Regions from separate parts of the Homo sapiens genome. Here all the other regions are linked to region 4. The links are chromatin contacts, found by Hi-C or POLR2A ChIA-PET in ENCODE. All regions are on one chromosome and are shown on one strand. The core of a region is the stretch at or near the end of the contact, and the rest is flanking DNA. Distances in the headings are between cores, read along the strand shown. Region 1 holds the start of OIP5-AS1 (OIP5 antisense RNA 1). Region 2 overlaps RTF1 (RTF1 homolog, Paf1/RNA polymerase II complex component). Region 3 holds the start of SRP14-DT (SRP14 divergent transcript). Region 4 holds the start of KNL1 (kinetochore scaffold 1). Region 5 holds the start of FSIP1 (fibrous sheath interacting protein 1).

What was found. Hi-C counts contacts between places; a loop is a spot of excess contacts on that map. ChIA-PET counts read pairs that join two places held with the same protein, here RNA polymerase II (POLR2A). Pooled maps may share reads with other maps.
Region 1: a loop to region 4 is called in a pooled map, with 19 times the contacts of the local background. The contact joins the promoter of OIP5-AS1 here to the promoter of KNL1 in region 4. A Hi-C loop is called at or near these places in 3 of 37 single-sample maps with no recorded cell type and 13 of 50 pooled maps. POLR2A ChIA-PET finds 5 or more read pairs at or near these places in 1 of 52 experiments (activated B cell).
Region 2: a pooled map shows a loop between it and region 4 (3-fold over the local background). The contact joins the enhancer-like site here to the promoter of KNL1 in region 4. A Hi-C loop is called at or near these places in 1 of 37 single-sample maps with no recorded cell type and 6 of 50 pooled maps. POLR2A ChIA-PET finds 5 or more read pairs at or near these places in 3 of 52 experiments (GM10248, IMR-90 and OCI-LY7).
Region 3: a loop to region 4 is called in a map of CD8-positive, alpha-beta T cell, with 11 times the contacts of the local background. The contact joins the promoter of SRP14-DT here to the promoter of KNL1 in region 4. A Hi-C loop is called at or near these places in 1 of 168 maps with a recorded cell type or tissue (CD8-positive, alpha-beta T cell) and 5 of 50 pooled maps. POLR2A ChIA-PET finds 5 or more read pairs at or near these places in 1 of 52 experiments (A673).
Region 5: a loop to region 4 is called in a map of CD8-positive, alpha-beta T cell, with 18 times the contacts of the local background. The contact joins the promoter of FSIP1 here to the promoter of KNL1 in region 4. A Hi-C loop is called at or near these places in 2 of 168 maps with a recorded cell type or tissue (CD8-positive, alpha-beta T cell and naive thymus-derived CD4-positive, alpha-beta T cell) and 6 of 50 pooled maps.

The regions. Positions count from the first base shown.
Region 1 is chr15:41,281,090-41,283,946 of GRCh38, reverse strand. It overlaps OIP5-AS1 (OIP5 antisense RNA 1), which reads right to left and starts at 1,250. Exons shown (of 5, transcript NR_152821.1): 1 at 1,229-1,250. It overlaps CHP1 (calcineurin like EF-hand protein 1), which reads right to left. Exons shown (of 7, transcript NM_007236.5): 7 at 2,060-2,857. RefSeq lists an enhancer at 321-1,062.
Region 2 is chr15:41,428,213-41,431,023 of GRCh38, reverse strand. The region is part of intron 1 of RTF1 (RTF1 homolog, Paf1/RNA polymerase II complex component); the gene reads right to left. Among named protein-coding and RNA genes, the nearest start is that of RTF1, 13 kb to the right of the region's middle. RefSeq lists an enhancer at 1,231-1,450. Within about 2 kb of position 1,428, at least 3 of the 41 ENCODE cell types and tissues checked have a DNase peak (open chromatin) inside an H3K27ac peak, as active enhancers do.
Region 3 is chr15:40,038,061-40,040,761 of GRCh38, reverse strand. SRP14-DT (SRP14 divergent transcript) reads right to left here and starts at 1,451. Exons shown (of 3, transcript NR_040060.1): 1 at 1,314-1,451. SRP14 (signal recognition particle 14) reads left to right here and starts at 1,581. Exons shown (of 5, transcript NM_003134.6): 1 at 1,581-1,669; 2 at 1,814-1,886; 3 at 2,368-2,480. The coding sequence starts at 1,646. LOC124903471 (a long non-coding RNA gene) reads right to left here. Exons shown (of 2, transcript XR_007064596.1): 2 at 2,353-2,701. RefSeq lists a silencer at 1,378-1,587 and enhancers at 673-1,617, 1,668-1,847, 1,868-1,917, 1,618-2,563.
Region 4 is chr15:40,592,955-40,595,654 of GRCh38, reverse strand. KNL1 (kinetochore scaffold 1) reads right to left here and starts at 1,406. Exons shown (of 26, transcript NM_144508.5): 1 at 1,263-1,406. TRS-GCT4-2 (tRNA-Ser (anticodon GCT) 4-2) reads left to right here and starts at 1,749; the gene lies at 1,749-1,830. RefSeq lists enhancers at 927-1,246, 1,467-1,686 and a silencer at 1,807-1,856.
Region 5 is chr15:39,781,535-39,784,396 of GRCh38, reverse strand. It overlaps FSIP1 (fibrous sheath interacting protein 1), which reads left to right and starts at 1,556. Exons shown (of 12, transcript NM_152597.5): 1 at 1,556-1,769. LOC105370941 (a long non-coding RNA gene) reads right to left here and starts at 1,491. Exons shown (of 1, transcript NR_135665.1): 1 at 1-1,491. RefSeq lists an enhancer at 1,317-1,446 and a silencer at 1,747-1,926.

The DNA.
Region 1 (2,857 bases), core at 1-2,500, 690 kb before region 4:
GAGTGTTTATTGGGCATCGTCTTGCTCGCGCGCGCTCTCCTTGCGTCGTAGGTTGGTTGGAATGCACGTCAATCAATAGCACTCGCCCCACTCTTTCGATCCGGATTGGGTCCCAGAATTGAGGTAACAGGGAGAAATGCTTTTGTAATTCAATTATTAAGAATGTAAAATTTCCGCCGTAGAAGCTGTACCACGTGGTAAGATAGTGTGGCTAGGCCGCGTGACTATTTTAAGCCACTGTTAGGTTAAACTGTAGTACTAATAATTTCATTCTCAGGCCCGAGGGTTTTTGTTTTGTTTTGTTTTTTGAGACAGAGTCTCTCACTGTCGCCCAAGCTGGAGTGCAGTGGCGCGATCTTGACTCACTGCAACCTCCGCCTCCCGGGTTTAAACGATTCTCCTGCCTCAGCCCCTCAAGTAGCTGGGACTACAGGCGCATGCCACCACACCCAGCTAATTTTTGTATTTTTAGTAGAGACGAGATTTCACTACGTTGGCCAGACTGGTGTCGAACTCCTGACCTCAGGTGATCCACCCGCCTCGGTCTCCCGAAGTGCTGGGATTACAGGCATGAGCCACCGCGCCCAGGCTTTTAATCCAGGGGTAGCACAACACCTAGGGAAAAAATTTAATGCTTCCAGTTTGTCTCTGTCTTTGACTCTTAAAGGGCCCAAACGTTGTCCGGCTGTTTACAGCTTTGGTCAATACAGGAGAGAAGGATTCGTCACTTTTCTGAAGGCCCTCCTGCATAGAGGAAACCTGCTGTAACTGGCAGTTTTGTTGTTTGCTACACCCAACTGTAGGGCATCCTTTCTTCTGCATCATTTCCCAGAGGGGCAGGTGTCAGGCCTCTGAGCCCAAGCTAAGCCATCATATCCCCTGTGACCTGCACGTATACATCCAGATGGCCTGAAGCAACTGAAGATCCACAAAGAAGTGAAAATAGCCTTAACTGATGACATTCACCATTGTGATTTGTTTCTGCCCCACCCTAACTGATCAATGTACTTTGTAATCTCCCCACCCTTAAGAAGGTTCTTTGTAATTCTCCCCACCCTTGAGAATGTACTTTGTGAGATCCACCCCCTGCCCACAAAACATTGCTCCTAACTCCACCGCCTATCCCAAAACCTGTAAGAACTAATGATAATCCACCACCCTTTGCTGAACTCTCTTTTCCGACTCATCCCACCTGCACCCAGGTGAAATAAACAGGCTTGTTGTTCACACAAAGCCTGTTTGGTGGTCTCTTCACACGGACACGTGACAGCAGGGAGGGTATACGTGGGGTGGCTCCTCTTCGGGGTTATGACAAGCGAGGCCCAGCGTAGGCAGTGTAGGTCCACTGTGCTTGCCAAACACCAAGAGGGCTGTCATCTGGGTGGATTCTTAGAAATGCAGATTCCTGGCCTGGCACGGTGGCTGTAATCCCAGCACTTTGGGAGGCTGAGGCGGGTGGATCAGCTGAGGTCAGGAGTTCAAGACCAGCCTGGCCAACATGGTGAAACCCCAATCTCTACCAAAAATACAAAAATTAGCCAGGTGTGGTGGCACGTGCCTGTAATCCCAGCTACTCAGGAGGCTGAGGCAGGAGAATTGCTTGAACCTGGGAGGCGGAGGTTGCAGTGAGCCAAGACTGTGCCATTACACTCCAGCCTGGGCAAGAGTGAGACTCCATCTCAAAAAAGAAATGCAAAGAAAAAGCCATGTAAAACCAGAGTATGTCACCGCTGAGGCTGCACATGAATGAGGAGGTGGGCAATTTAAGGAATGGACATATACTGGATTTTTAGGCTTTTTCTACATTTAAGGAGTCAGGGAGTCAAGAATAGAAATTGCGTCTTAGCTGGAATGAATGGGAAGTGGCCACGGCTGACAAAACCATGTCGAAGCCAAAAGTGCTGGCCCCTCGATGAATGTTTCCACTTCATATATCCAGGCAGCAGCAGAGTAGACTGCAGCTGACCGTACAGACATAAACTTGAGTAAGGGAGACACTGTGATTTCAAACTTGAAGGGACTAAGTTACATAAAATTCTTGTAAAATGGACAAAAGTTATTTTGTTTCAACCACAAGTATTTATTGATGGATCGAAGATACAATTTTAATGGAACAATAAGGCACAACCGTGGATTAAAACACTTTGCTATACAGCCAAAAGGGGGGAAAATCTATAACCTTAGGAACTTTATGCCAATCAAGAAGCCTCTAAAGTACCTCTCTAATAGATCAGTATCAGACATTCTTCCCTTTTACATAATTCCTATATTACATCACTTAATCATAAAATCTGACTGATACTTCATAAAGAATTCCTCATTCATTTATATTTGAGCCATCCAGCCTGGCTACTCCCCTGTTCTCCACCCTTTTCCATCACTTTGCAGTGGTATTTTTTAGCAATCTTCAATAGTTTTCCAAAGCAAGGAAACAAGCAAGCAAGCAATGAGTCAGAAAGTCAACCAAGGGCAGATGTGTGGCTAAATACACTCATAGAGACATACATTAGGATAGCAATAGCCTGATTCACTGAAGTCTAAACTAAGCTGACTTGGCAGAAAAGTTGCTGTGGCTCGCTCAAAGATCTGTAATGCCACCTTAGGTTGTGCTACTAGTGCCAGACCTCTTGTTTTTAAGGGATTAGCAGTGGTCTAAACAAGAAGCCAGGGAGCTAATGTAACCAGGCAGCTAATGACACAACAGTCAATGCTTTGGACATGTATTAGGAGCAGACTATGGCTTCCGTCATTAACATTTGCCAAGTGTAAAATTCATAAAGAATTTTGCGGCTGAGCACGGTGGCTCATGCCTGTAATCCCAGCACTTTGGGAGGCCGAGGCAGGAGGATCACCTGAG
Region 2 (2,811 bases), core at 179-2,678, 840 kb before region 4:
TCTGAGGCAAGGAGAATCGCTTGAACCTAGGAGGTGGAGGTTGCAGTGAGCCGAGATCACACCACTGCACTCCAGCCCGGGCGACAGTGCAAGACTCTGTCTCAATACAAAAAAAAGAAAAGAAAACCCACAATAGTATGGAGACAGCAAAGACTCTCTTAACAGTGTGAAAGATACAAGATGCACTTCCCACAACTTGAGGATTGTATAGGAAGTTACTGGGAAAACTCACAGCAAGATTACTTTTTAGCTCAGTCCTTTATATTCTTTTTGTTTGTTTTTGGAGATGAAATCTTGGTCTGTCGCCTAGACAAGAGTGCAGTGGTATGATCTTGGCTCACTGCAGCCTTTGCCTCCCAGGTTCAAGCGATTCTCCCACCTCAGCCTTCCAAGTAGCTGGGACTACAGGCATGCACCACCACGCCCAGCTAATATTTTGTATTATTAGTAGAGACAGGGTTTCATCATGTTGCCCAGGCTGGTCTTGAACCTCTGAGCTCAGGCAATCTACCTGCCTCACCCTCCCAAAGTGCTAGGATTACAGGTGTGAGCCACGATGCCCAGCCAGTCCTTTACATTCTTATTGAGGGCTCATAATAGCTGAATAGACCAATATGCAACAAAAAAGTCTTCCCACCCTGTCTCTACTAAAAATACAAAAGATTAGTTGGGTGTGGTGCCACGCGCCTGTAGTCCCAGCTATTTGGGAGGCTGAGGCTGGAGAATCGCTTGAACCCGGGAGGTGGAGGTTGTAGTGAACCAGAGGTTGCAGTGAGCCGAGATCGCGCCACTGCACTCCAGCCTAGGGGGCAGCGAGACTCTGTCTCAAAAAAAAAAAAAAAAAAAAAATTAGCCAGACATGGTGGCATGCACCTGTAATCCCAGCTACTCACGAAGCTGAGGCAGGAGAACTGCGTGAACCCAGGAGGTAGGGATGGCAGTGAGCTGATATCGTGCCACTGCATTCCAGCCTGGGCAATAGAGCAAGACTCTGTCTCAAAAAAAAAAAAAAGAAAAGAAAAAATAAAATAAATTAAATTAAATTAAAAACAAAGAAAAAATAAGGAAAAGATACATGGTCCTTGACCTCATGGAATTTAAAATCAAGTATGGGAGACAAACAATGAACAAGTAAAGAAACAATGAATTCCATCTAATGGTAAGTGTTAAGAAGGAAGTGAATCAAATGAGTGCAGGGGCTATCTGCAGTAGGGTGGTTAGAGAGGCTTCTCTGAGGCACTGAGGCTGAGACTAGAAACTTCACGAGAGGAAAAGATGGTACAGTTTTCTGGACAGAGGCCTTCAGATGGAACAGCTAAGGCCCTGAAGCTGATAACAGCTTGGCTTAGTCAAAGAACTGAAAGAGAAACTGTGACTAAAGTTTAGCAGGCAAGCAGGAGAATTGAATGCGGTGGGTTAGTGGTAAGAAGAAAACATATCTTTCTGAGCTTTATAAAACAGGGTGAGGAGCATGGAAGTTAGGCAGTGGGAAGCCATCAAATGGTTTGAAGCAGGGGAGTAACCCAATCCAGCAAGGGTTTTAAAAGAGCACTCCTGGAAAGAGAGAGAGAGAGAAAAAAAAAAAAAGAGCACTACAACTGGTAGATGAACAGACTAGAGGGGCCAGGGTGGAAGTACAGAGAGGACTCAGAAGGAACCCACAGCAGTCGCATTAAACAAGTAGCCACAGGGACAGAGAGAAGTGGAAGGATCTACGAGATGACGAGGAAAAAAGAGTAATTCGCAGAGCTTTAAATCCGAGAAGTTACTTCCTAGTGTCCCTTTCATAGCAAAACTGTTGGTTGATTTAAACAGTGAATATTGGCTGGGCGTGGTGGCTCACAGGTGGCTTACAGGTGGCCTGTAATCCCAGTACTTTGGGAGGCCAAGGTAGGAGGAAGGATCCCTTGAGCCCAGGAATTTGAGACCAGCATGGGCAACACAGGGAGACCCTGTCTCTACAAAAAATTAAAAATCAATTCGCTGTGGCCAGGAGTGGTGGCTCACGCCTGTAATCCCAGCACTTTGGGAGGCCAAGATGGGCAGATTACTTGAGGTCAGGAGTTTGAGACCAGCCTGGCCAACATGACGAAACCCCGTCTCTACTAAAAATACAAAAAGTAGGCAGATGTGGTGGCATATGCTTGTAATCCCAGCTACACAGGAGGCTGTGGGAGAACTGGTTGGGCCCAGGAGGCAGAGAGGTTGCAGTGAGCTGAGATCACACCACTGCACTCCAGCCTGGGCAACAGAGCAAGACTCTGTCTCAAAATAAATAAATAAATTAGCTGGGCATGGTGGCACACACCTGTGATCCCAGCTACTCCAGAGGCAGAGGAGGGAGGATCACTTGAAGCCAGGAGGTCAAAGCTAGAGTGATCCATGACCACGTCACTGCACTTCAGCTTGGGTAACAGAGTGAGACCCTGTCTTCAAAAAAAAAAAAAGGAGTAGGGGGCCGGACACGGTAGCTCACACTTGTAATCCCAGCACTTTGGGAGGCTGAGGTGGGCGGATCACAAGGTCAGGAGATCGAGACCATCCTGGCTAACACAGTGAAACCCCGTCTCTACTAAAAATACAAAAAAATTAGCCGGGTGTAGTGGCGGGCACCTGTAGTCCCAGCTACTCGGGAGGCTGAGGCGGGAGAATGGTGTGAACCCAGGAGGCAGAGCTTGCAGTGAGCTGAGATCACGTCATTGCACTCCAGCCTGGGCAACAAAGCGAGACTCCATCTCAAAAAAAAAAAAAAAAAAAAAAAAAAAAGGGATATCAGTATTGCAGTAGAGGGGTTGGAACAAGAACCCCCAA
Region 3 (2,701 bases), core at 202-2,701, 550 kb after region 4:
CCTCATTTCCTGCCCTGTCTCTCTACAGTGCATTCTCCACAACACAGACAGGGGGATCTTTAAAAAATATAAATCAGATTTTCAGTGTTCTGTTGAAAACTTCCTTAACGAGTCTTCTCTTTGTATCTAGAACAAAATCCAGGCTTACTATGGTCACGGGCCCTACATAATCTGGTCCCCAGCTACCTCTCCATACTCCTTTACTCCTTGCTCCACAAGCCCTCCTCACCCCCACCCGCACCTGCCAGTCTTACAGACACAGGGCAACTTGTTTCCCCTTTGAAGGTTTTGCTCTAGCCGTTCCCTGTGTCTGAAACACTGTGTCCCTAGATCTTTGGATGGCTGGTCCTTTCAGCTTTCAACTCAAAGTTCTCCTTTTCGACGAGAACTCCCCTGACCCCAACCCAGGCAGTCCCCTTCCCACTCTCATTATACAGCCCTGCTTAGGCTGTCTCACGGAATTCATTATCTGAAGCTGTACTACTTACTTGTTTGCTTCATTGTTTATTTCCTCCCTGCCCCTTTAACCCAACTTCCAGGAAACCAGGAACTTAGCTTTTCTTATCCTGCTGCATCCCCAACCTCTACAACCGTGCCTGGCACAGACTGAGAGGCACTCAGCGAAAACCTCTTGTGTGGTGGAATGCTTGACTTTATAGAGGGCCCAGGGTTCAAGTTGGCTAGTGGCAGAGAGGGCTTACAACCTAGTTCTCCTGACTAATCAGAGGTAGAACTAAAGACTGGGCTCCAGCCCCTCATTTTTTTTTTTTTTTTTTTTTTTTTTGAGACGGAGTCTCGCTCTGTCTTCCAGGCTGGAGTGCAGTGGCGCGATCTCAGCTCACTGCAAGCTCTGCCTCCTGGGTTCACGCCATTCTCCTGCCTCAGCCTCCCGAGTAGCTAGGATTACAGGTGCCCGCCACCACGCCCGGCTAACTTTTTTGTATTTTTAGTAGAGACAGCGTTTCACCGTGTTAGCCAGGATGGTCTCAATCTCCTGACCTCGTGATCCACCCGCCTCGGCCTCCCAAAGTGCCGGGATTACAGGCGTGAGCCACCACGCCCGGCCCAGCCCTTCTGGCTAGAGCTGCAGGTCAGCGTTTAGGGAGAGTTTAAAGGATCTCTACAGGAACTTATAATGACAATAATGAAAAGAACAATAGCTGATACCTACTGAACACGCTCTATGTGCCAGGCACTGTTCTACGTATTTAATCTGAGTTTCATTTACGCTTCACGACCACACTGCGCGGTAGATACTATCATTACCCTTACTTTATGGATAAGGAAACTGAGTCACTGAGTTGTTAGGTTACCTGCCCAGCATACAGCTGAATATAAATCGTACGCTGCTATCAAAACTTTCTTTTGCTCTCACTCCGTCACACTGGCTGGGGTGAGACGATTTCTCGCATGTGACGACCCAGGACAGCCCCAGCGCCTCCGGGTCACAGGCCCCCGGACGTCCCAGGGCGCGGGCGCTAGGCGGGCGGGGAGGGGGGAGGGCGCAGGCCGGGATTGGTGGAAGAGAAGAGATTGGTGGAAGACAATGGAAGTCTAGTAGCGGAAGTCCCGCCCAGCCTAGGCCGAACTTCCGGCTCTCACTGCTAGGGGCTTAAGCGGAGGGAGTCGAGCCAGCGTCGCCGCGATGGTGTTGTTGGAGAGCGAGCAGGTATGGCTAGGCCTGGCCGGCCGAGGGAAGGGGGCGGCTCAGGCGTTACTCGAGACCTGTGCCTCCTGCAGGAGGACCAGGGCCTTGACGCGGCAGGACGAGGATTTGGGGCTGGCTAACGGGGCTGGGCCTGTTGTTTTCCAGTTCCTGACGGAGCTGACCAGACTTTTCCAGAAGTGCCGGACGTCGGGCAGCGTCTATATCACCTTGAAGAAGTGTAAGCAGCGGGAGGGGAGCCGGGCGATGCTCCCTGGGTTCCCGGTGTCTGGGAGCCACCGGAGTCTGTCTGCCGCGGACCGCCGCCTTCCTCTACCTTTCCCCACCCTGTACTGAGCACATTCGGGGCTTCGGGCCCGGAAAATAGTAGGGATTGTAGCTGGCTCAGTCCCCAGCACTGAGCCGCCTAGGTTGCTTCTGGTAACAATGGGCCCCAAGCAGCCCAGGGCTCTTTGTCAGGGATCCCAGACGCCGCCACTTTGAGTGGAATTTAACGTGCTTCGATATTACATGTTTCCGTCGTGGAAATAATAGTTTCTCCAGGGTTTCGCCAGACCGTGATAGCAGATGAGGTGTTTAACAAAACTAGAGCAGCGGGGCTGGGTTAGGTCATCACTTACCCCACTCCTCTGTTTTAACTGTTTGTCTGCCGCTCAGCCACGTACGCGGCCGTGTTCACCAGGATGCATTTTTTCCTTCAGATGACGGTCGAACCAAACCCATTCCAAAGAAGGGTACTGTGGAGGGCTTTGAGCCCGCAGACAACAAGTGTCTGTTAAGAGCTACCGATGGGAAGAAGAAGATCAGCACTGTGGTGAGCTTAATTTCTAAGGCTGTCTTTTGAAATGTAAAGACTTGAACTTAACAGAGGATGGGGCGTTTCTGAACCAGGCTTTTATTTGTTTTTCCCTTTTGCCCTGTGTGGCTATTTTTGAGACCAGGACCTTCCTATACTTTAGTAGTGGAAACCTCAAGAATAAAATAAGAAGGTAGAGGTCAGACAGTCGTTAGTTCTGCTAAAGCTCTTGTGGAAAT
Region 4 (2,700 bases), core at 157-2,656:
CTGTTGGACAGCACTGCTTTACTGGCAATATCTAGAGTCAGTATCTTTTACAGTCTATTATTTAACATCGAACACATCATTAATACTACCATTCCAAACATTTTAATTCAATTTACATGTATTTATCATCTTGTAAAGATTTCCAGCCATTCGCAAAGTCAAGAATTATACTGCTTTGACCCTAACCTTTAATTACCAAAATTTTACCACATATTAACTCCCATCTGTAAATCATCTCTCCAACCAACGTCCACCTCAAATGCGGTCTTCTCCACAAATCCATCACCAAAAGCATCAAATAAGCTCTCCCTTTTCCGTGCTCCCACACCACTTTAGAATGTCCTATAATCTTTTACATTCTGTCTTGTATTCTAGTTATTTGTGTATATTAGTTATTTCCCTTTGTAAACCCCTCTAGGTTTGGGAATCATCTGTCCCCGGCCCTATCACAGGATAAGGAACCCAATAAATATCTACAGGATTCGACGGAAGTGAAAACATCAATTTTAATATCTAGACTGGAATAAGCTTCTGCTTTGGTCTTCATCCACATCCTTTATCTGTTAATGCCTATTAAACCTATCTGTAAAATTCCAATCGGCAATACTTTTTCCTCCCTCAAACTTGAGTATTTAAATAAACGTGAAGAATAAGGGCTTAAATCCTGAGGAATAATGAACAGAAGAGGATTTTTAAAAACTAATTTGCGCAGTACTAATATTGACTTCATTTGTTAAGGTTATTATACTTGCAGAAAACGAAAAATCTGTTACGTGCGGCCAGCACTCCGAGCAGACACCTTAAACCACGAAGAGCTGAGAATTTTAAAATCACTCATTGCTGTCACTTCATTTAGAGCCAAAAAAAGCTTAAGTGAGAAATACAAACAGCCGAGAGGTCCCTAGGGAAGAGCGGCAGGGGTGCAAGAAGAGTCCGCGAGCCCTGACAGAGGACGGCAGGGCGGGGCGGAAGAGGACGCCAAGAGAGCGACGGACAAGCAACCCGAGCCGGGTGGCCGGAGGGGCCGAGGTGCAGGCGGAGAAGTGTTAGGGAAGCGGGAGGCGGCACAACGTACAGGCCGAGGAGGGGAAAAAGGGCACAGTGTGCCCGGCCCGGGGCAGGGGCGTCTACTCGGCCCGGCGCTAACGGAGGCCGCCAGGCTGAGGGAGCGTACCCTACCTCCCACCGCAGGAACTTCAGGGCGCCCAGACAAAACCCGAAGCCTTCCCTGAAGCCCAGAACGAAAGAGTCATTCTCTTTACCTGCCGCGGCAAACCTCCTCGACAAATTTTGCGCAGACTTGTTTGGGGTCCACACGCTCTGAGTTTCCTTAGAGCGGAAACAGACAGCCGCCTCTAGCAGTCCGCTCACAACGCCCGGCTCGCCTCAGTGAAGTATTCAAATCTAACCGCCTAGGTGATGCGCACGCGCAAAGCGGCTCTACGCGTCGGCTCCGCCCCTTAGGTTCCAGACCAACCCTATTTCTAAGACTCCTTTAGGGAAACTACTTTCCCAGACTCCGTGCCAATTTTATTTCCTTCAGCTTTATCTCTTTTTCGACCGAATTTCCTCTGCCCCTCCCCAGTGGAGACCTCCCCCACAATCGTGGGAGCGGCCATCTTCTTTCGATTGCTTGCTATGGAAGTGATTGGACTTTGGCTTCCGTACAAAATGGCGGCTTCCATAACATTGCGTCACAGCCCCTTGATATTACTCCCTATAGCAATCAGGAAACAGTAACTTACCGGGACGAGGTGGCCGAGTGGTTAAGGCGATGGACTGCTAATCCATTGTGCTCTGCACGCGTGGGTTCGAATCCCATCCTCGTCGATGTGGTGGCTTACTTTTGCTTGTAACCAAAGTAAATTTGCAGAGCAGAATAAATTTTTTAATAACCAAAGTAAATTTGCAGAGCAGAATAAATTTTTTAATAACCAAAGTAAATTTGCAGAGCGGAAAAACTTGAATACTTATTATTTATTACTCAATTAATCTGGCACCATCAGTTTCAGGCCTGAAATGTTGAAATACAGTATTTGGAACGTTCTGACATCACAGATAAAGAAAAGGGAGGGAAAGAGACTTTCCAGGAATCAGAAATCATGCTGGATTTAATTTCTTTTTATATGGAGTTAACAACAGTGAATAGAATTCCACAATTATTACCATCCCATATGTTCCAATGCTGCTCTGTTCCAACTTTAACACAGCTCCTAACTGAGGAGTTTCAATTATTGTAGACTGTTACTCTGGGGTTTTTAACACCTGTCCTGATTATGAGATACCAGGTTTCACTTCAAAAGCTACCATGAGACACTTTATCCGGTATTTATTATCTACAGGCACCACATGTTTTACATGAATTACATCACTATAACCCTTGATCATGACAAATATTTTTATTACTCCATTTTACAGATGAGGAGACTGAAAGATTAGCTTGCCCGAGGTTATACAGCTTCTAAATTGAAGAAAGGAGAGTGTAACCCAAATCTACTAGACGCTGGCTTAATCACCCTTCTAATCTGTGCTGTAGATTAATAATTAGTATTTATCAATCCTACACTGTGCTGTAGATTAATAATCAGTATTTATCAATCTTTTGCAGTCATGGTTTACAGATTGTCTCCTCCACAAGGCTGTCTGCATTGCACCATGCTCCACAACACGGCCTCTGGCAGGTGCTTCAGCAAGGTTTGG
Region 5 (2,862 bases), core at 307-2,806, 810 kb after region 4:
CAATGAGTATCAACCTATTTATATTTTATTTGCAAGAATGACTCACTGCCAGCGGCACACAGGGCCAGGAACATAGGCTTTCATGGCACCAACTACAAACAAGACTGACTGATGAGATTGTGGCCATGTCTCTCCCAAGTGCTCCTGACCTGGTTCCTGAAAATGTTCACCTCAACCTCGAACTCAGCATTTCCTGTGCTGGTTTTCAACTTGACATTGGTGAATTTCTTCAGTAACATCTCTAGGTCGGCTGCTAAGTTTTAATTCTCATAGGAGGATTAGGATACTTTCTCCCATTTTCTTCAGTTTGCAACTTTTTTTCTTTTGAGATTTGGAAAGCCACATAAATTCCCTGAGAAATGCTGGGAAGAAATCCCTGCACAGAAACACTAACAATGAGGACAGTGAGGCTGGAACCAGGTTTACCAGGGGAAAGCAGTAGGTAGGAGTGGAGGTCAGAGAGCCAACAGAAAGCCTTATCATTTAGAGATGATGTCAGTATGAACCTGAATGGAAGCACTGAAGTTGTGACGAATGTTTGGATTCTGAATATATTTTGAATGTTGAGCTGATAGGACAAATAGATTGTAGAGTGAGAGAGGAAGAAGAATTGAGGATGACTCCAAGGTTTTTGGTCTAGGCATGGCAGGCTGAAATTACCATTTGCTGAGATGGATAGAAAGTGGGTGGGGGACTCTGGAGAAGTTGTTTTTTCCCGTGTTAAGTTTGAGATGCTTACACATCTAAGTGGATATGCCAAATAGGCAGTTAGGTAAAGGAGTCTGGAGTTCAGGGAAGTCTGGGCTGGTGATAAGATGCAGGATTCAGGAGCATAGGGATGGCATTTATAGCCAGGTTTTTATACCCAGCACTCGCCTAGACTGCAGCTGTGTTCTTTCGGCAACTCAGCCTACGACTATTTGCTTCGCTGAAAAAAAACCACATCGTACCTAGTTAAAACAATGAGGACAAAGGGGCCATGAATGTGAAAATGCCCTGTAAACGGTAATGTGCTGTTCAGACTGGAAAGCAGGAGAAATGATGGCAATGGAGGTGAGGAAAATCAGTTTGTGGACGTAGGGAAATAATTTTCGTGCACTGAGAATTAGAGAAACTACGAAATGAAAGAAGGTGCAAAAAGCAATTATAACTCTTTTTGGACTGTAGCCGAATCTGTGCAAAACTCATATTTTTAAAATTTCCATAGCACCCCAAATTTACTAGAGCTTCACATACATGGTCTTTTTGAGCTGCACAAGTCTTGTAAGAAGGGAATTATTATTGTTCCCATTTTACGGAGGAGGAAACTGTGCTCGGAGAGGATAACTGACCTGTAAGGCATCACAGCAATATGAGGGACAGAGATACACAAGCATCCAGACGTCCGCGTTCCGAATCCAACCTAAAGACGAAAAATCGCTCCCAACCCCCACCGTCGGCAGCGAAGACGGAAGGACACACGCCGGCCGTCCCAGCTCGCAGGGCTCCAACAGCCGCCGGCCCCGGTCCCATTTCCGGATGGTACAGCCCTTTCCGCTATCGCGAGACCGGAAGCATCGCGCATCTGGTTGCCAGGGAAACAGCGGTCCCACAGGCAGGAGGGATCTGGACCGGCGGCTTCTTCCACTACCAGAGAGGCTGAGGTGGCGGGAGAGACCCCTCTCCTCTGGGGGTAAGTGGCTGGCGCGGCGAGTGTCTGCGGCGCGCTTCTGCGGCCATCTGCGCCCTGACTGACGGCGGCCAGTTCCTCGAGGAGGCCCGGCGGGAAGGTGAGGGGCCGCGCAGATGAGGGCGGAGCTCGGTCGCGGGGCGGTGCGCCGAGGAGTGGGCGGGGCGGAGCTGCGTCGGGCCGCTTGGCATGTAGATGGACTGTCAGGGAGAGCGGACAGGGCCAATGAGAGGGCGGGGGCGGGCTCATTGGGGGCGGGGCCCCAGCGGCTTCTGCCTCCGCGGAGGCTATTTCTCCAGGAATCACCTAACATTAGGACCTGTAACCAAGGCTTCTACTTTCCCGAGATTTGGATCTTCCCACCAAGATCTAGAACTGATCACCAGCCATTTAAACTAGACCGTAAACGGCAAAGGATGCAAATAGGCATTTCACAGGAAAAATAAAAAGATGCAAACAGCAAACAATTGATTAGAGACTCAACTTTTCTCGTGAAGAAATGTAAACCAAATTCACAGATACCTTTTACACCTATGAGACTGGAGAAGATGAAACAGCTTTGACATAACCAGATGGGCCCCAGCCCAGTGTAGGGGAAGTAGTGTAATTTGGTGCAGCCTTTTTGGAGTACAATTTGGCGAACTACCAAAATTTGAAACATAAGTGTTCTTTGACTCAGCAATTCTAATATATTTTATGGATGTATGAGCATAACTAAAGAAAGATTGGCACAAATATATTAACTTAAAATTGAGGTATAACTTACTTATGGTAAGCCTCACCCATTTAATCTACAGTTCTGTGAGTTTTGACAAATGTATACAGTTATGTAATTACCAACCACCACAATCAGCATACGGAAGTTTCATCATGAACCCCAAATTCCCTAGTGCTCTTTGTATTTAATCCCTCCCCTAACGCCATCCCTGGCAACAACTTCCTAGTTTTTTGTTCCTGTAATTTTGCCTATTCCAGAATGTCATATTGATGGAAGCAAACACCCTGTGGCCTTTTGAATCAGGCTTCTTTCAGCTTAGCATCATGCAGTTGCTATTCATTCATGTTCTGTGTATCAGTTGTTCCTTTATGTTGCTGAGTAATAGTCCATTGTATGGATCTACGGTAGTATATTTATCCATTTCCTACTTGAGGCATATTTGGATGAGTTCTTTCCAGTTGTTGGCTATTATTGA